2 separate regions of the Homo sapiens genome follow, and region 1 is linked to region 2. The links are chromatin loops, found by intact Hi-C in ENCODE. Cell type or tissue: GM12878. All regions are shown on one strand. Links, peaks and the distances in the headings refer to the core of each region. The heading gives the core; the rest is flanking DNA. Region 1 has its middle 140 kb from the start of SOX5-AS1. Region 2 overlaps BCAT1 (branched chain amino acid transaminase 1).

Evidence for each region. Hi-C counts contacts between places; a loop is a spot of excess contacts. Peaks named below come from ENCODE experiments on the same cell type or tissue, not always from the same donor. Only the 100,000 strongest peaks of a DNase experiment are listed, where the experiment ranks them.
Region 1: a loop joins it to region 2, with 2.9 times the contacts of the local background. A loop is called at or near these places in 2 of 110 quality-filtered maps.

What each region holds. Positions count from the first base shown.
Region 1 is chr12:24,355,717-24,366,034 of GRCh38, forward strand. It overlaps a transcript of SOX5 not described here. Among named protein-coding and RNA genes, the nearest start is that of SOX5-AS1, 140 kb to the left of the region's middle. In GM12878, for the core only: no CTCF peak of the experiment used is centred there; a DNase peak (open chromatin) is centred at 5,305; H3K27me3 peaks cover 119 bases.
Region 2 is chr12:24,832,613-24,842,930 of GRCh38, forward strand. It overlaps BCAT1 (branched chain amino acid transaminase 1), which reads right to left. Exons shown (of 11, transcript NM_005504.7): 7 at 9,470-9,612; 8 at 3,899-3,984; 9 at 111-251. BCAT1-AS1 (BCAT1 antisense RNA 1) reads left to right here. Exons shown (of 4, transcript XR_007063245.1): 4 at 3,865-3,943. Among named protein-coding and RNA genes, the nearest start is that of BCAT1-AS1, 18 kb to the left of the region's middle. RefSeq lists a silencer at 7,000-7,189. In GM12878, for the core only: a CTCF peak has its summit at 3,955 (motif pointing left); DNase peaks (open chromatin) are centred at 3,953 and 6,099; H3K4me3 peaks cover 629 bases; H3K27ac peaks cover 1,829 bases.

The DNA.
Region 1 (10,318 bases), core at 3,364-8,363, 480 kb before region 2:
TGGTATGAGTTCAAAGATTTTAAATTCAGGGTTTGACACAGAGGTGAATGGTAAGAGGCTTATCTATTTCTGGGGAAAAATTACTTATTTCCAGACACAAAAAGATCCAATATAAATAATTCCCTTTTACGAAACAGAAATCCCTGGCTGTGCTAAGATTTTTCTAGAAATTTAGAATAGTTTAGTACTCCTAAGAATAAAATGTCTGATTTAGGCATTTCACTTTGAGCATTTTTTTAAAAAATAGAAAGATGCAATTGGTCAAAATCCAGCCCAATTTATTCTTTGTGGATTTAAAAACATTCAAAAGGATAAAAAAGGGGAGATATTTCACATAAAAGTGGACATTTTTATTAAACAGCATTAATATCAGATTTTCTGCAGAATATAAACAAGATAGCAAACTTGAAAAACTGAGCAAAATTGGATATTACCAATATAGCATAAAATAATCCCTTAAGTATTTATAATCAATCTAGACTCCAGTGAAAGGAAACACAGAGATCAAAGTTAAATGAAGCAATGATTAGGGACATAAAGGAAGGAAAGAGAGAGGTGCAGGGATGGTAGGTAGGGAACCAGCACATCTGGCTTTAGTAAAGAGATGAATATAGTGAGTTATTTTTTGTCTGACTGACCATTATGCCACAGAAACATGCAAATGCTTTTCTGGTTTCTTTCTTTGCAGATTCCATAGCACCTTTGTTTCTCTCTGTTCCTCCTCCTTCCTCTCTCTCTCTTTCTCTCTTGGTGGCCATTAACTACACTGACAGTTTGACAGGCTGAAATAACGAAATAAAACACTTAAACATTGTTTCCTGATGTATGCATTCATCTCTTCTGCCAAACACAGATATTGAGGAGATACTTCACTCCTCCTGTCAGCTCACTAAATTACACCCCAGCTCGCAGGCAACACCATGCACAGGCCTCTCAGTCTCAGCGCACCTCAGTTCCTACCAGAAGAATATGCAAGGACTTCATTCTTTTCACCCAAATCTTTCCTTAATACTGAATTTTCATCAACAAATTGGTGTTTTCTGTAAAAGCTGATTATTTTCCCATTTTTAAAAAAACCTCTGAATGTAATTTTATTTTGTAGGATTTCCAATTACTTGGACTTAAGTAATGGCAAATGAATACTAAACCATCGGTTACATGTTATATCTTTCTATTAACCAATGAAGAGTTTTGACTTTTTAAAACTAGATACTGACCATCCCAAACATTAACCCTTTTGACAGATCCAGTGGCAGAGAAAAAAGGCTGATCATGACACCCCAATGTGTACCATGAATAATAGATGCTTCTTTCATTCTTATTTGCACATGGCAAATAAAGTCAGACTTCTATAGAGCAAACTTTGAATGTCTTACAAATAATAATTTCTTCCAGAGAAGTTTGGTGTGGATTACATTTTGAGAGACTAATAGATAAGTGGGGCATGGTGGGGAGAAATAATGACTTTCATTGGGTTATTTATCTTCCTGTACCGCCATTAACATGAAGGAGGAGAAATTTCGAGGTGAAATATTTAAGAAATTTTTTTAAGACAAGAGAAACAAGACTTTAGGACCTCTTCCTTGCTGCATGCCTTCAACAGCATTTATTTAGTGCCTACCAGATGCAGTGCACGAGTATAGGTTCTGTGCAAAGATGGGAAGGAGAATCACGCATGTATCCTGCCTGCCTCCTCAGAATCCTGCAGTGATGAAGACGCCATCATCACAAGGAATTAGAATGCAAAGCAGGAGGTTCCAACGGAAGCACAGGGAAAATGCTACAGAAATTAAAAGGAGATAAGACTACCTACCCCACCAACCACAATTGAAACTGTACGCCTCAGCCAGGCTCGGTGGCTCACACCTGTAATCCTAGCACTTTGGGAGGCCGAGGCGGGTGGATTGCCTGAGCTCAGGAGTTCATGACCATCCTGGGCAACACGGTGAAACTCCATTTCTACTAAAACACAAAATCTTAGCTGGGCGTGGTGGCGTGGGCCTGTAATCCCAGCTACTCTGGAGGGTGACAAGAGAATTGCTTGAACCTGGGAGGCGGAGGTTGCAGTGAGGGTAGATTGTGCGACTGCACTCCAGCCTGGGTGACAGAGCGAGACTCCATCTCAAAAAAAAAAAAAAGAAAGAAGAAAAAAGAAAGCCTATTGAAATTGTATGCCTCAGTTTAGCCAAAACACCAAACAAATTTTCTATATTTTAAGACTTACATACTTTATTACAATCCCTTGTTTTGGGTTACCTACCTCCTTTGTCTGCCTATAAAATCCATGCCTTGTCTACTTTGTTCATTACCATATTTTCAAGACTGGCACAGTGTGTGGCACGTAACGGGCATCCAATAAATATTTGTTGAATGGATGAGTGAACTATTTTGTGATAATAAGAAGCAACTGAATCTGATTCTCTACAGGATGGTTTTCTGAGTTTCTTACTATCTTATTGAAAATCACCAATAAAACAGATGGGAGGTTTGTGTAAAAATGTGGGACACCTCAATAATTATAGATACTACATTTAATTAGCAAAATTGCTAAAACATAGCCAGGATCGAATGACTATTTTTATATAAAATTGAGGATTTCCTTTTACCAATAAGAAGCCTTCTTTGCAATCCAATAATCATTAGTGATTACAGTATTAATCACAAAGGTGATGCACAGGAAAATTCTCTGAAGTGTTCCTTTCTCCTCTTTGTTTTGTATCTTTCCCAAGAAATAATACTTAACTGCCAAAAAAAATTGTCCTTTCGGCGCCAATGGTCCCAGCTACTCGGGAGGCTGAGGCAGAAGAATGGTGTGAACCCAAGAGGTGGAGCTTGCAGTGAGCCAAGATCGCGCCACTGCACTCCAGCCTGGGCAACAGAGCGAGACTCCATCTCAAAAAAAAAAAAAATTGTCCTTTCACTGTCTTCCAAGAATGGTAATTTAGTTGTTGCTAATAAACATTATCAATAAAAGTGGAAGGTTACTACAGCAAGGATTACAAAGCAATAAATGGCAAGCATAGGTCATTAATCAAATCCACTTGAAGAACAGTTAAACCAGATAAAGTTAATTACCTTTACATTCAACTATTTGCTATCTAAATCATTTTGCTTCGTCAAACATTATCTAAAATAATATTTGCTACTATTTATTAAGCATTTATTTATAGACACTCTGGATAGTATTACATACATGCTTCTTCACTAAAGTCTCACGTTTACCTTAGAAAGGAGGTATATATCTATCCCCACTTCTCAGATAAAGAAAGTGAGGCATCAAAATTGTATCCTGGAAATTGAGGAATCCAAGTCCACCATGCTTTGAACCCCAGAAACATTTCTACTCCAACTATTCCATGCTTATCAGTACATAATGCAGTGACTACGTTTGCTTTGGCTTGAAATTCTCATATATTTCAAAAGGAAATTCTTCTTGGTAGTAGGGACAACTTTAAATTGAGCTTTTTCAAGTCAGTATAATGTGCAAAATACAAACTTAGTTACCTGAGTTGAAAACTATATCACATTATCCCATGAAAGAAGTCTTAAGCGATCTGATTCAAAATATCATTTTGATTATGGTGCAGAGGATTACTCATGAAGTTAAGGCTGGGTGAGGGCCTTGATGCTCCGGTCTTGCCGTTATCTGATGGATGAGTTAGGACACACACCACAGGATAATTTTGACTAATTTATCTACAGGCATCTTGCTCTTGCTTTCTCCCACTGTTCTCTCAAATGTCTTGGCAACATAATACCTTTTGAAATGTTTACAAGGGGCACTAAAGAAAATGGGCATGGAGGAAGAAGTTGTTCTTCTTGCTCCCCCTTAGCCATACTTTTGGGAAGAGATCTGAATAATTCAGACTCCAAAAACTGTACTCTTTCTATTGCAACATATTGCATTCCAATAATTTCTGCTGGTTTTAAGAAGTCAACAGAAACCCTGCTTTTGCATGCTCTCGTGCTCTTTTCTAAATTTAATTAATACATATTTTATCAAGGGATAAGGAAGAAGGCTAAGATTTTTTGTCATCAGCTTCTAAGACATCCAAATGATTCTAGACATACCCTACCTACTCTTGACCTGCAAAGACATTTGAATAGCCTTGAAAACAAAAAAGCTGTCTCTTTTCACCACACTTACATCATTCCCCAATTCTGGATTTAAAAATAGAATCTTCACTCACAACAACTAGATTTTTAGCTTATAATATGGGGAATAAAGGTCATAGGGAGAAAATGAAGAGGATTAGTGGAATTGTATAGAGAAAGAAAAGGAAGAAAAGAAAAAGGATGGCAGGGACGGAGGGAAGGGAGAAGCTGAATAAAATAAGGGAAGGAGACAGAATCTTTTTGTTATCCACAGCCTTTGGTAAAGTTACTTAGAAGTTTGCTTTAAAACAAAATTGCCTCTTTCAGTACTCAGTGATATTTTATTTCTGTGTAACTTCCTCCTCAAATAGGTTAATTACAGAGGCAATTAGTCTAGCTACACACAGGATGTCACTATTCCCTTATATAAATAGAACCAGCACACATGTTTCAGGCAGAGAAAAATATCTGTAAAGACCAAATTTCAAAATGTTATGGAATTCTGTGCAGTGAGATGCACTTTTGCCCAGTTTGGGTGAAATTTCGTGTTTTCATCATTCTTATTTGATGAATAGTCCTTATGTTTTATTATTCTCATGGAAATTCTTTATGTCAACTAGGAAAATCAGCTCAAATTATCATAAAAAGTCCAAAAAGTAGAGGGATCATGGCACTAGGTAACTGAACAGGAGTAAGGCCTTGTTAGCAAGGCAAATAGATAGGAAAAGGAGAGCTAGAACTAAAAAAGCTAATCTTATTATTAGTTTAAGCAAATATTCTGACCTATGCAGCCTCGAGGTTTTTTGTCTGAGTACTTCATTTTACATATTGAAAGTGTGGAAATTAGTAACTACTGTAGTTCTGAGATCTTAGTGGTTCATAGCGCAAGAGGCTTTTAAAGTGAGCTGTTCTAAAAACTGGATATATGTATCCCTGGGTCGCAAGATCCAGACTGAGTGATACACATGGAATTCACAGGAAAACTTGTTAAATCACTAATAATGGCATCCATTTTCGCCTGAAACCCCTAACTACTGATTATTGTTTATACATTTATCAAAACCAAAATGATAAAGTGCTCTTCAAAAGAATAAATTGCTATATCTAGTACTAAATACATATTCATAGAGGGCACTCCGTCCTTCTTGATGGTAGCTACCCAGGATGACAAAATTGAAAGACGCTGATGACACACTAAACATCTATGGTTCATTAACTCGCTTGTTTACTGTGGTTACAGTGAAAGCAAGGTCTTAGGTCAGCTCCTCGTATCGACCAGCACATTCCTTTCTCTTCTGTGGCCATAGAATATTCCATGCAGTTTTGACTGGCTCTCTCAAAAAAAAGTTTGCCATTGGTCACACCATGGCCTGAGAGAGGAAATTACATGACCATTACAACAACAAAAACAATGCAGATCCCATTTCTTGCTCAGTGATGGCCCCAGTGCATTCTTCTCATACATGAAACACTGCATGTTGCTTATAAATCAACCTAGAAAAATGTATGCTCGAGCCCTGAGATTACTCTGCCTGGGTGTGAATCCCGCCCCACCTCTTACTAGCTATTGAACCATGGCAAGTTATTCAATTTCTCTGTCTCCATTTCCTCAGCTGAAAAAGTGGGTATAATAATACTACCTGTTTCATGGGGTACTGTAGGAGGCTTAAATTATATAATACAAGCAAAGCCCAAGAACAATTCCTGGCACAAAGAAAGTCCTCAGTAAATGACAGGTACTCTAAGTATTCTGCACTGAAACAAACAGTGAACCAACAGTGATGAGGCTTTTTCAGGTTTTGTGTGTGTGTGTGTGTGTGTGCGCATGTGTGTGTGCGCATGCACGTGCGCACACGCACATGTGCATAAATATACAGGTCTTGCATTTAAATTTAAACCCCTATAAGAAAAAGTGGAATTTTAAACGATGGTTAAAATTGACAGGACAAACTGAGCCCTGTAAAGACCTCCATCAGCACTAGAATCTCCCCATAGTCTAGCCTGTCTGGTACAGCAGTCTCTCTGGGATTTCAGTTCAGGCTTACCTGAGTGTACAGCAGCAACAAGGTAGAATAGGCTTTCTTCTTCTACTCCAAGAGTCCAGAGCTACGCTGATGACACAGGGATGGGCAGAGACTGGAGTGATCTCCCTTCCAGAAGATGAACAGTGCCACTGAGAACCTAAATAACTGTTTTATAAGAGATCATTGGCTTTACTGCTTCTGTGTGACCTTTCTGTCCTATTTCCTCTAGAGGGTTTGATGGTGGGTGGGTAAGTCAACTATGCAGCTAAGTCAGCTAGGCAAATAAGTGTTTTGACTACAGTGCCTACAAATATAGAGATATGTGCATATGTATATTCTTTCCCATGCATGCACCAGGATAGCTCCAGAGTATGACAATTAAAAGTACGTTACAGAAGTCATAAGGGGCACATTTGGATATTTCCTTCAATATCACAGCCAAAAAAATAATGTTTGTTATTACAAGTCACACATACAGAGTGCTGAATTCAGTCCCATCATCTTTTCACTTGGGGATTTCCTGCTAAGATTTAGTCCTTTTGTGCAAGACAGTAACCTCTAGGTTTTAAAATTACTGGTCTTGTATTTTCAGTCACCGTAACAGCCTATTTGGACTGACTTCACGGGTAACCAGATCAATTGTGTAGACATTAATACTTAAGAGGGCGTGGGGAGAGGGAATCAACTGGAACACTCAGCCTATAAAATGGACGATAAAATCACTATCAGAATAGACACTATAAACAAAATAGAATTCTTCACAGCCCAGTTCTCCCTTACACAAATTAGTGCATAGTACAACTCAAATCAGCCCTGATGACAGGACTCTGTGATCAGGTAAGGAGTCGACACCAGGAAACTAATATTAACCTGGCTGGTCAGTTATAGGCGTGCTACCCTTTCCCCTCTAACTCAATACTTTAGATGAGTTTGATATTTAATAATTAGCTAGATATTTTATTCAGGGATTTTTCTCTCAAATTCTATAGGATCTCAGAAAGAAAATCACAGTGGGCTAAGAAACCACAGTGAAAAAAAAAAAAAAAAAAGGAGGGCTATTAGCATAACAGCATTATACATATAATAAAGTGTCTTGATCCACCAGTAGAATTAAGTGATTTGCAAGACCCAATTCCTCAAATTCATCATTCACAGATACGTAAAAACATGTAATCAAATATTATTCCTATTACACACTATATAAAAATATATGAAATATTTATTGATATTAAAACATTTATAATTATAGAGCTACTAACTTTATCCTTACTGTTATTTAAATAATGAAAATTCACCTGTGAAATAACATCTACTAAATTTTGATAAGTTGGTTTTACTCATGCTTTTTTCCTGTTTGCGCTGCTTTTTCCCCTTTTCTCTCTCACCAGACTCTTGGTTTTACTGAGCAAAAAAAAATTAGTAATAATTTAGATTCATTTTTTGGCTACATATATTTAATAGTTTCGCCTTCCCCTCTGTCTCTTCTTTCTGCCATCACTTCTGGAACACAGCCAGAAGCCATGCTGGAGCGGTGCCAGCATGCCCTGTTCTTTTGCAATTTGATTGCCTCTGTATACATCTCAGTTAGGCTTACCTAAGTCACCATTTACAATATTGAGTAGAAAGAGCAGGTTGAAATAGTCAGCATTTATAAGCCCACTGGTTACATGATACAAAATATATAGCCAAGTGTAGAATTTATAGCAATAACATTTATGTATCATGTTACTCCTAGGACAATCTAATTTATAAAGTGCCTATTGTGTATACATAAGGAATAATCATAAATCATTTACATTAAACAGTGTCAACTGTTTAACCCAACTTTCCCCCTAAATTCTACAGACTGAGATTAATGAGGATTTTTAAAGGAAGCACATGAAAAAAAAAAAAAGTCTGATTCATCTTAGGTGAACAACATACCCATATATAGGAGCAGGTGTCTGTAGTATGATTTAGAATACCTATGGAACATCTCTGGAAAATATTAACTTCCTCTGAAGTAGAGAAATGTCCATGAAGGTGAGGTGGGAATGTGGCAAGAGCCCAAATCTGTCACCAACCTCAAGCTTTCTTTTATTTCCTTCCCAGGAAAGAATGGATTTAAAACAAACAAACAGAAAACCTTCAGGCCCTATTGGATCAGTTGTCTGACATGTTTTCGTCGGCAGGCATTTTTAGAAAACCTGAGAAAGATTATTTAGATTAGATGCTTTGTCTCTTTGACTCCCAGTTAGAGAAAAATCCCAATCAGTGACCGAAGCTTTCAAGAGTCCTAAAGTGAAACTCAAAACATGTATGTGAATTTTCTCCCTCTGTTCACTCCTTAGCTCATGTCCTATTCAGAGGGGCAATTGTCTTTACTAATCTATGCTTTGGGGTTCTCAATGAAACTCATTCTGCTCCTTAAAAGCCCTTAAAATTAATAATAGGAAATGTTTTTACAATTCACATCTGTAAATGCATTTCGTCTTATCTGAAACTCACACCTACACAGCCAAATTGGACATCACATAAGAAAAATATGGTTTGGATTTTTCTTACAGTATTTTGATGCTCTATCTTCTGTCCTTAGAAAGGACTACAAGAATGACATAATCTTCTTGCCTTAACCTACACCCTTAAAAATATCCATTGATTTGTGTCAGCCAAAACTGAACAACTTAACATTTTTTCATATATATATATATATATATATATATATATATACACGAATAAATTTGTTCTTTATTCTTTACATAAGTGAGAAATTCACTTTTCCTCCAAACTCTATTGATGACTGATACTACTATGGAGAGAATCAATTCCCTAGCTAGGTTAAAATTAAAACTGGAACTGAAAATCAAAGGAAGGAATGCATAGCAAGAAAATCTGTAAATCACTTTTCTGAGAATGAACTACCTGCTGTTTTCTACTCACAGAAAATTGACACTATGTAAACATATGTTGTAACCTAGAAAGGAGAACAAAACAAAATCTATACAAACACAGAATGATCAGAAATCCATGAACGTCTCAGTCGAAGCAAGAACTGGTGGCAAACAGAGGTTTGGGGAAAGAGTTTATTTTCTAAATAACATGTTAATCTTCATAATCAGATACACAATGGCCTTTGTATAACTATTTTGAAAGCTGATCATCCCCCAAAATAGCTGTATTTCAGTGGCATTAATTGGTAGGGGAAAAATGATATATTTCTCCACAACTTGGGTATATTAAACTTGAGGAGCAGTAATGACTCATTTTTCTGGTTCAAAAGTTTATTCATTCATGACGAACAGTGCTAAATTCACAGGGTTTTCATTTGTGCAAAGAGACAAAAGGTGACACACTGTAACGTCTTTATTTAACATATTTATTCTTCAAAAATATCTGGTAAACAAGGAATTCTTTCCCATTTTTGAGTGATATTTTGAGTTGCTCAAGAGGAAAAACTGTTATGCTCAAGTGAAGCAACTTAAAACTCCAGGCTGACTCCTTCTTTCAAGAAAGTAAGGAATCTATGTAACAATAAAGCATAATCATGACTTCCATCTTCCATCTCAGTGAGAGCTACTCTTGTCTTCACCTTGTTAAAAGGTTAATTTCTTCCCAATTGCATAGAAAAATAAATGATCACCATGTAGGCATTTAGAAAGTACCCATGTTTTCCTATGATTGACCTATACCTTCTATCAATTCTGTCTAAATTACTCAATTAAAAATAATTATTAAGAAAATAAGTGACTTCATCAACATGTTCCAAAATAAAATATGGATAAGAAGAAAAAAAATCAGCTAATCTGCACAAAATTTGATATAATTATTGAAAATGATTTTCTTTACAAATTAATAAATAGACTTGATTAATACTTTTTTAACTGAAGTTGAAGAGATCTGGGATACATATAGACACAGGCTTCTATAGCAATAAAAGCTATTGAATCAACATTAGGAAACTTCTTTTCCTAATATGTCTTTTTATGTTGCCAGTGTAAAGTGCTTACCTTAAATAAAAGATTTTGCCTAGTTTTTTTAATACAAATACTAGCAAAGAAGCACCCCCAAGGCTGAACCACTCATTTCCACTTTAGTTAACAAAATGATGTAACTTGCTTTTATTCTTAATTTGGTATTATCATTTAAACTACTTGTTACATATTATCCTCATTTTGCCTCTTTATTCAGGAAATAGTCCCAGTAACAACTCATTATCCTGG
Region 2 (10,318 bases), core at 1,886-6,885:
AACTTTTGCATCTTGGGTCTGGGTCCAGATACAATTTTATTCATACACTTAAATTAAATGTAATTTAATGTGATTGGAAATGATAGGAAATGAGGAAATACTTGTCGTACCTCGCCTTTGTACAGTATATCAGAAACTGGGCAAACAACACAGGCTGTACCAGAGCCAAACATCTCTCTCACTCTGTTCCCCTCCAGGGCTGTTGTCAAGTCATCCATGGTGAGGTATCTCTCTGACACCTTAAATTCACCCTGCATGGAATATAAAAAATAACAAGTATATTTTAAAGGAAAAGGCATGCAAAACAATTGCAATACTTACTGTTCTGCTTAACATTCTGATTGCACTTAGACAAGGTCACAATCATCCTTTAAGGGAAAGCTGGAAGTGGCACACCATCTTACTGGTGAACACATCGAGGTGTTAAGTAACCTACTTCAAGGTCACAGATTTATATATGAGATTATCAGAATATAAAATATAAGATTATCACCACAAGACACATGGTATACTTTAACATATGCCTTCTTTTTTGCCTTCTTATTTGTTAACTTGTATAAAGTCTCACAAAATTGATGCATCCCAAATGCTGCTTGATGCATGCTCCGTGTTAACAGTGTCTTAGGCCGGGCACGGTGGCTCATGCCTGTAATCTCTGCATTTGGGGAGGCTGAGGCAGGCAGATTACTTGAGGTCAGGAGTTTGAGACCAGCCTGGCCAACCTGGTAAAACCCTGTCTCTACTAAAAATACAAAAATTAGCCAGGCATGGTGGCGGGTGCCTGTAATCCCAGCTACTCAGGAGGCTGAGGCAGGAGAATCGCTTGAACTCAGGAGGCAGAGGTTGCAGTGAACCAAGATCACGTCACTGCAGTCCAGCCTGGGTGACGGAGTGAGACTCTGTCTCCAAAAACAAAACAAAACAAAAAAATCAGTGTCTTAAAACCTACTTTACCATAAAGGAGAACAATGTATTATATAATATTAATAATTATAGCTACCATTTATCAAGCACCCGCTATTATGCCAAGTTCTGTAATTTTAAGGGTGAGTACTATCATCCCCATTTTACAGATGAGGAAACTAAGGTTCAAGGAGGTTGAAGGGCATCTCCAGGGCCACAAAGGAAGTAAGTGACAGAAACTCAATTTGAACCCAGGTCTGATCTGATTGGCTCCAAATTTGGTACTCTTTCTACGTTTGTCTCTTTCTTTTTTTTTTTTTTTTAAGACAGGGTCTTGCCCTGTCACCCAGGCTGGAATGCAGTGGCATAATCTTGGCTCATTGCAGCCTCGACCTCCCAGGCCCAAGTGATCCTCCTGTCTCAGTCTCCTGAGCACCTGGGACTACAGGTGTATGCTGCCATGCCCAACTAGGTTTTATATTTTATATTTTATTTTGTAAAGATAGGGGTCTCCCTATGTTGCCCAGGCTGGGCTCATGTGATCCTCCCACCTCAGCCTCCCAAAGTGCCAAAGTGCTGGGATTATAGTTGTGAGCCACTGTGCACGGCTTACCTATATCTTTTATGGAATAAAGAACAGACTGAGTTCAAATATCTGAAATACTCATTATTTTTAAACGTTGAATGTATATTTGGACTTTATTTGAGAAATTGTATTGTATGTATTTTTTTTCCTAATATGACTAACAGTTGACTTTACAGTGACAATTCTCTTCCTTCTCTTTCAGTATCACATTCAGTTGATTTTCATCATGGAATTAGTGGTATAACCTCATTGACTTCTGCCAAAGTGTTTGAATATATTCTTTGCTCAAGGATAGGAAATGGGAAAAAGATCCTTTTAAGCTATGTGTTTAAACTATCTGTTTAATTCTTGTTCTTTTACCTCAGTGGTTCAAGTTCAAAGTTTGTCAACAAGTTATTTGAATAAAGGGCAATAAAAATAGAGAGGTTTAAAAAAATAAGATGAGTATTTTTTCTTAATTTATAAACCCACAAGAGATAAAAATGGAAATCAAAGCTCTTGGCAATATTCAAAATATTTGAATATTTAAAAGAAGAACTCATGCTGTAAGTAGATTTGGAAGAGCAGGAAAATATATCTGCAATAGAAATATGGCTCTTTGAAAGTTTCAATTTCTCTCAGTCTACAATTGCAATTATGTTGTTCAAAAGTAAATGAACTGCAGAAAATCAGGCAAATTAATTGAAAACAAGCTGAGTTCTGTGTCCTGAAAAAGAAAAGAAAAGAAAACTCTTTTGTAAATAAGCAGAATTGTTTTTGCTCTGCTCACCCTTACTTATCTTTGGACAATTTCCCCTATCTGGCAAATAGTGGTGACCCCCTACATGCCTCTTGGCATTTCACGTCTCATGTTTTAAAATAGCTTTTAAAATAAATTACAGCTATGAAGTCAAGAAAAAATTTCCTCCATAATAACCTATTTTTCATGCTAGCAAATCATTAGTGTGGGAAAGTATTTCCACTTGCAACTTGTCGTCGAACCTTCTGTACTTGGTTGATATTTTTCTTTAATAAAACAAAAATTACTGAGCTTCAAAAATATCTTTCCAATTGCAAACATATTTAGGACAGGGCAAGCTGTTTGAAAATTATACCAACGGTTTGTAAATGTCATGCCCAATGCGCCAGCCAGCATGTAGCAGTTGGGTCTTGTCTACTTCAGGGTTTTGTAGAATTATTTATAGCACATTTCATCTATTTTGAAAGTCTTTTCCAGAGAAACCATGCTGGTATGCTCCTAGATAACGTGTGTGTTTCTAAACATTTGTCCTATTACTACTAGTACTCTTTGACCACAGTAAGCTCAAAGCCTTTTCATGTTCTTTGGAGACCATTTTAACACCTGGGTCAAAAGTTCCATCCAAGAACCTTTACCAGACACCCAATTCATTCAATAATTTGTCTTGAATACATTACGTCATTTCCAAAACCAAACCTTTTTAAATTTTATTTTATTTATTTATTTATTTATTTATTTATTTATTTATTTATTTAATTTACTTTTAGAGACATGGTCTCACCCTGTATTCAGGCTGTAGTGCAGTGGCTTGATCATAGCTCACTGCGACCTTGACCTCCAGATCTTATGCCATCCTCCCACCTCAGCCCCTCCAAGTAGCTGGGACTACAGGCATGTACCACCATGTTCAGCTAATGTTTTTGATTTTTTTGTAGATTCGGGGTCTCACTATGTTGCCCAGGCTGGTCTCGAATTCCTGGGCTTAAGTGATCCTCCTGCCTTGGCCTCCCAAAATGCTAGAATTATAGGCATGAACCACTGCACCCGGTCCACCAAATTGTTTAATATGCTTGCCTGTGTCACACGAATTTGAAAGTCTACTGAAAACAACTTTACATTTGCTTGCATGTTCTGATTTTAAAATAGGCATGTATATGAATTTTGGAGGATGGGGGTAGGACAGAGAGAAAAAGAAGGCAGTCAAACCAATAATGTTATATTAGTAAACATTTATATGTCAGTGAAATTATTTCATTTCTACGGCAAGCATGGTTACACTGGTATAAATAAAGGAAAGGAAGAAGTATCATTGCCATTTGGAAGCAACACAGACTTGGGAAGTTAAGGAATGTCTGGATGGAAGCACATCAGGTATGAACCAGACAAAAGTTGGTGGGAGATACCTGGTAGACTGAGACTACTACTAGAATACTTCTCCACTATGACATCTTGCTAAACTGGTTTCTCTCTGCCCTTGCTATCAACAATACTTATTTTAATAGTCTTGCCAAGAAAGCCCTTCTAGAAGAATACTTTTCATTCACGTTAGAATTTAAAGATTAGATAACATTGGTTGGAACCACAGGATATTATTTCAACACTAGGCTGGGCTTATTTTGATTATTTTTTATTTCAGGCTTACAAAAGTTGTTCATATCAAAGGCACCCACCCACTGATGTGCCAGGTCCAGAATGCACCGCCTTGTCACTCCTGGAAGAATGATGCCATCTAGTGGAGGAGTTGCCAGTTCTTCTTCTGTCAATCAGAAATTGGGACATTTTCAAACTTTCACTACATTAGGCATGCCTTATTATCAATAGCCATTTTTTTAAAAAACCATCACAATTTTGCTAGCAACAAACATAAAGAAAATTTTACTGTTCTGCATGATCAAATTTCCCAAATCAGTTCACACTTCAGGTAGACCCTTATTTAAAAAAAGAAGAAAGAAGGAAGGAAGGAAAGAAGGAAGGAAGGAAAGAAGGAAGGAAGGAAGGAGAGAGAGAGAAAGAAAGGAAGGAAGGAAGGAAAGAGAAAGAGAAAGAAAGAAAGAAAGAAAAGAAAGAGAGAAAGAAAGAAAGAAAGAAAGAAAGAAAGAAAGAAAGAAAGAAAGAAAAGAGAAAGAAAGAAAGAGAGAGAGGGAGGGAGGGAGGAAGGAACGAAGGAAGGAAGAAAGAAAAAAGAAAGAAAGAAAGAAAAAAGAAAAGAAAAGAAAGAGAGAAGGAAAGAAAGAGAGAGGGAGGGAGGGAGGGAGAAAGGAAGGAAGAAAGAGAAGGAAGGGAGGAAGGGGGGAGGGAAGGAAGGAAAGTTATCTAATCATCTTCAGTTTACCCTTAACCAGTAAAATAATGAGATGGTTTTCCACCAACAAACAGTAAGAGTTATTGCATGGTCTTAAGAGGAATATTCTGAAGTGAAAATTTACCTTAGCAGATGAAAGGTGGTTACTAATTAGAATAATGTAGATAGGGTCTTACTCAGAAAAACTGGTCATTACCAAACCTTCTAAGAATGCTATGGAGGAGGCTATCCCCAAGAAGTGTGCGTGCCTACTCAGGCTGGTCACTGCTTCCACGCTGCCCTTGGAAAGTCTAATTTTTTTTTTTTTTTTTTTTTTTTAGGTTACCCAGGCTGGAGTGCAGTGGCACCATCTCAGCTCACTGCACCCTCTGCCTCCCAGGGTCAAGTGATTCTCCTGCCTCAGCCTCCTGAGTAGCTGGGATTACAGGTACGCGCCACCACGCCTGGCTAATTTTTGTATTTTTAGTAGAGACGGGGTTTCACCATGTTGGTCAGGCTGGTCTCGAACTCCTGAGCTCAGATGATCTGCCCACTTCGGCCTCCCAAAGTGCTGAGATTACAGATGTGAGCCACCGCACCCAGCCTAAGAGTCTATCTTTAGTGATTTTCAAACCTGGTGGAGCATCAGCAACAAGTATGGAGATGCTGCCTTTGCTCTCTGAGATTCAAATGTAATGGGCTTATCAGAGTGAGCTCAAGCACGTGTACGGTTAAAAAAGAAGACATTCAAGAAACAAAACTCCAAAGCTGAGCTACTGCTCTACTGTGAGATGACTGCAGACATCCCTAACTACTGTGAGGTCTAGTAGGACAATTGTTCACAGGCATCATGCATGATCCATCAGCTGCACAAGCTCTCCTTACAGTACCCTCTGGCACTCAGCATCTCCCTTTCCTCCCCACTTCTGACACCCAGGAGTCTGAATCTAGTGAGTCCTGACACTGAGGCCACCACCCTCTCCCTCAATACATGGTGGTTCTAGGCTCGCCCACTCCACTGGGGTTACATCAGACATGCCCAACAATCAAGCTCTATCTGGAATACCAAACTCTATCTTCATCCTTCTATCCTCAAAACTGGGCATTGTGCCTAGCCCAGAGTGTATATAATAAATGTTTTTGAGTAAAAAATAAACGAATAAGTTATCTTTGCTAGGATACAGCAGTATGGCTTTTTTGAATTTTGTTTCTGAAAATCATCTGCTGAAAATTGCTTTCTGGAAAGGAGAAAATTTGTTCTTGGCAATGTTCTTAGGGCTACTCTTTGTCATGTTTAGAAGTGTTGATGATCTCAAAATAAACATGTGTTTTGCAATAGCTAGCCAACTAGATACATAAATGTATGGATCTATTTGTGTGTGTATATATATGTACACACACACACACACTTCCAGTGCCCCCAAACCGGACCTTTCCTAAAGCTTGCTGAGCCCTGAGACTACATGAAGTTAAATGAAAACAGCAGCCCCGCATGTGCAAGTGCTGTTTTGTGAAACATGTTTAACACCCAGAACTGTAACCACTAGCCTGAGGTCAAGGAACAGAACATCTGCTTCTCTGGTTGCCAGACAGAGATGATGACATGACAACATTTGGGTGAGAAATATTCATTTTCCTCTGCAACCACAAACATACTTACAAGAGCCAGAAATCACTCCAGATTGCCCAACATGAGGAAAACAGAACCTACAAATGCAGCTTGTTTTTGACAAAGAAGTCATTTTTAGGAGATGAGGAATTTAGAAGCAATAACAGCAGGATTCATCTGTGACTTCCCAAAGTCAAACACTAATGGAAACCAGGAATGTAGGTCTGCATAAGTGCCCTAAACACCATCAGCACAATTAGCCATTTATTCTACAAATACATATTGAGTGCTGTTTACCGTTTTAAGCTCTATGAATACAGCAGTGAACAAAACTGACATATCTCCCTGCTTACTTTCTAATAGACACAGGTAAACATTTATTGTGTTGATAGTATGTTAGACTACACAGGGGGAAACAAAGAAGGAAAAGCAATGGAGAATGCTGGAATGCTGAGGAGAAATGGGAAATGGAGTTTATGATTTTGATTAAGAGCTCAAGGAAAGCCAGACTGAGAATGGGATTTGTAAGCAAAGATTTGGAGGATGTCAAAGAGCAAGCGGTACAGACATCTGAGGAAGAGTGCTCCAAGTCGAGTCCGTATACACGCCTGACGTGTCCGAGAAGACTCATGATGTGGCCTGAGCAATACCGAGATTCACTGCTGTGGTTGTTTTCCCAAAGTGACTGTGAACTCAACCACAAGGCCTGGGTCTTATTTTTCAGGGTATCTCCAGGGTCCAGGATATGATACAATGCTTTGTTCAAATGGTGAATAGCAAGCGTATGGGTTAAATTACTCATCAACAGAGTGATGATGTGTGATCTTGCCACCATGGGTGCTGTTACTGAAATCAAAACTCCCATGAGTTACAAGCTGAGTGCCACACATAGTGACTGTGCACAGCACTGTGCTTTGAACACACACTATCCACCACCCCATCCACCTTCCTGCACCAGCCATCTCAACCAACAGGAGCAGTGTGTGTGGGCGCTCATGAAAAGACGGCAGGCTATTACCGAAAGAACTCTGTTTATACCTCCTATCGGTAACGTTTGTGAAAATCAGTATTGTGCTGATTTTCAACTCGTTTGTTCATTGTATTTTCTTAAAATCATATGATATAAATCAAAGTTACTTCAGAATTGCATGTCTTTTTTTTTAGCCCAAAGGTTTTTCCTAACATTCTATTTACTTCAAATATATATTCTATTTCCTTTCTCCTTATTCTGAATTTTATTTGTTCTGTTAGATGAACATCCCCAAAGTGAAGGAGTATATTAAAACTAAAGTTATCCCAGGCAACCATAATCTGAATAGTAACTAACAGTCTTAAGGTCTTGTATATTTTGCAAGAGGCAGAAGACAAACTCACTCATTTCTATTCTGACCTTTAAAAGCCATGGTGGAAATGTTTCATGATTATTGTTTGGATAAAGAACAATTTTCCACCAGGACAGTTTCTGGTGTTTCTGGTTAAATCATGTAGCTCTGATTCAGAGTGTACTTAAATTCTGACATCTCCCATCCATAAAAATAATGATGGTACCACCTCTGAATGATGTAACTGTTTTTGTTTTGAGCTGTGTGGTTTTTTGGTGGAGTTTGGGGTGGGGGTAAGAGTGGGCAGATGGGAAGAAGGGTTGAATCGGCCTATTATCTTCTAAGTGCAGAGGTCAACACTGGCTACAATCTTCCAAGTGTAGCTTTTGTTATATGTCACATACAGTAACTCAAATTTATAAATCATAAATATTCCTGTATAAATTTTATTTTCAAACAGTGCCAAGTACAAACAGCAGGAATGGAAGGATGAGAATGATCTGTATCTGGTTTTTCATATGCCAAGGACTACCAATGGCCAAGCCCAGGACAAGGCTTACTCACCATATCTTCTGTTTATTCTACCTCTGACTGCAGTATAAGACTCATCTTGTTAGTCTCTGCAACTAACACTAAAATTAGTACTTAGCTCTGAATTCAGCCACATCTAAATTACCATTTTCCTCTTTTTGTAGCCAAATAACATTAGAGCAAGAGAGGCTACTGTAGCTACTTTCAAATATAAACTGCATTTTAAAAAATTTAATTGAAACTACTAACACTGAGACTTCATAAGTATTTGGAAACATCATTTATATTTCTAGTCTCTATAATTACTACTGTGAAATGAACAACCTAAGAATGTAAACAAGTCTAAAAATACGCTTCTAAATTTGGTATGATTATCAAAATTCTAATAGAAATAAATGCCTGTTTTTCTCCCACCGTTGGCCATTTAATTCAATATCATACACGTTGCCAACACTTCACTGAACCCCTATGGTCTCTGCCAACTAATAAAAAAAAACAGCAAAGAAAAGTAATGAGTACTCAGGATATTAAAGATAATAGAGAAATATTGATATCTATAGTGGATATATGAAATTGTCTTGAATGAACCAGGATCTAGTTACAATCCCAAGATACATTGATTTATCTTTTAAAATGGTGCTCTTTAATCAGATTGAGTTCTAGAGTAAATTTGGAGAGATTGTGATACATTTTCAAAATATGTAGAAAAGGCAACAATTGTTAAAACAATTACAGCCAGAGAGTACACAAAATCCTTCCAGTAGAATCAGTACACTGCATTTATTACTCTAGCATTTTATATACGGTATATGGTGAATGACCATTGACCTGATCTGAGACCTGTGTCTCAATGCAAGGTGTTCAGATAGGAAAATTGTTGGGGAACTGCAGAAGGGATAAGGAAGCAAATCTTCCAATCATGGTAACTTAAATCCCTTAATGTGACATCTCAGTATCTCAATAATCAGTACATCTAGAGCCAGAAAAACAAAAAACGAAAAACAAAAAACCTCTAGAGCTTCTTTAAATCGAAACTCGGCCGGGTGCAGTGGCTCACACCTGTAATCCCAGCACTTTGGGAGGCCAAGGCCGGTGGATCACCTGAGGTCAGGAGTTCAAGACCAGCCTGACCAACATGGTGAAACCCTATCTCTACTAAAAAAAAAAATACAAAAATTAGCTGGGCATGGTGGCAGGCTCCTGCAATCCCAGCTACTCGGGAGGCTGAGGCAGGAGAATTGCTTGAACCAGGGTGCAGTGAGCTGAGATCACACCATTGCACTGCAGCCTGGGTGACATAGTGAGACTCCACCTCTTTAAAAAAGAAAGAAAGAAAAAAAAGAAACTTGTGTCTATTTGGGCAGCAAAAGCACAGTAGTCCTTACTTAGCCTTTGGAACTGTGCTACTTACTCCCTTGTACTAAGTTTCTAGCTCTTGTCTTTCTGGTCCTGTTGAAAATGACTGAGAAATGCACACAGTGAAATCTGAGTGGATTACCTCCATCTTCATTTATCCAGTAAAGAAAAAGATTCATAGTTCCCACTTCAGTGATCTGATGGTCCTCTCCATAGAGCCACAGGACCTGCTGACACCCATTATCTACTGCTTCACATTGGGCAAAAAGAGATGAGCCGTAATTCCTTTAAGAAAGAGAAAATACACAGGTTACAAACATACTTCATCCCCACTCCCTCATCTTCTACCCTCTGATAGCCTCAAGCTCTTAATTCACATGTGGACATAGTGAAGGTATTATGTTCTTAATATATATACACTCTCTAGTCAACTGCATAACATTAAAGGAAAACTCATTAGAAAATCTAAGTGATTTAACTGCATTCATTGGAGAGAGAACAACGTGAAACCTTGAAATTTTAACTTGAAATGTAATGATAGAAGAACACAGGTAAATAGCCAAGTTAATGAGAACAGTTAAAAGTTACTATGTTTCCACACACCAAGCAATTTTACATGAATTATTTCATTTAAATCTCACACCAATACTATGAGATAGACACTATCATTATTTCCATTGTTCAGATGAGAAACTAAGGTTTAGAGAAGTAACTTCTGTCAAGTTGCAATAGAAGAGCAGCAAGTGTGAGCGCTCTTATCTAACACCTTTTAATGTATCCAAGGAATACATAATGCCCAATGTCTAAATTCCCCTAAAAGATAGGACAAATGTTAAAAGTCTCGATGTTGACCAAAAAGTATTTCAAAAGCCTATTTTTCTCAGCCTGCACCATTCATCTCAGATTATTTAAAATGAAAGGAACACAGCACATTTTCCCGGAATGACAATTTAGTGTTATAATACTTTTAAGGTATCATCTTTTATCTAAA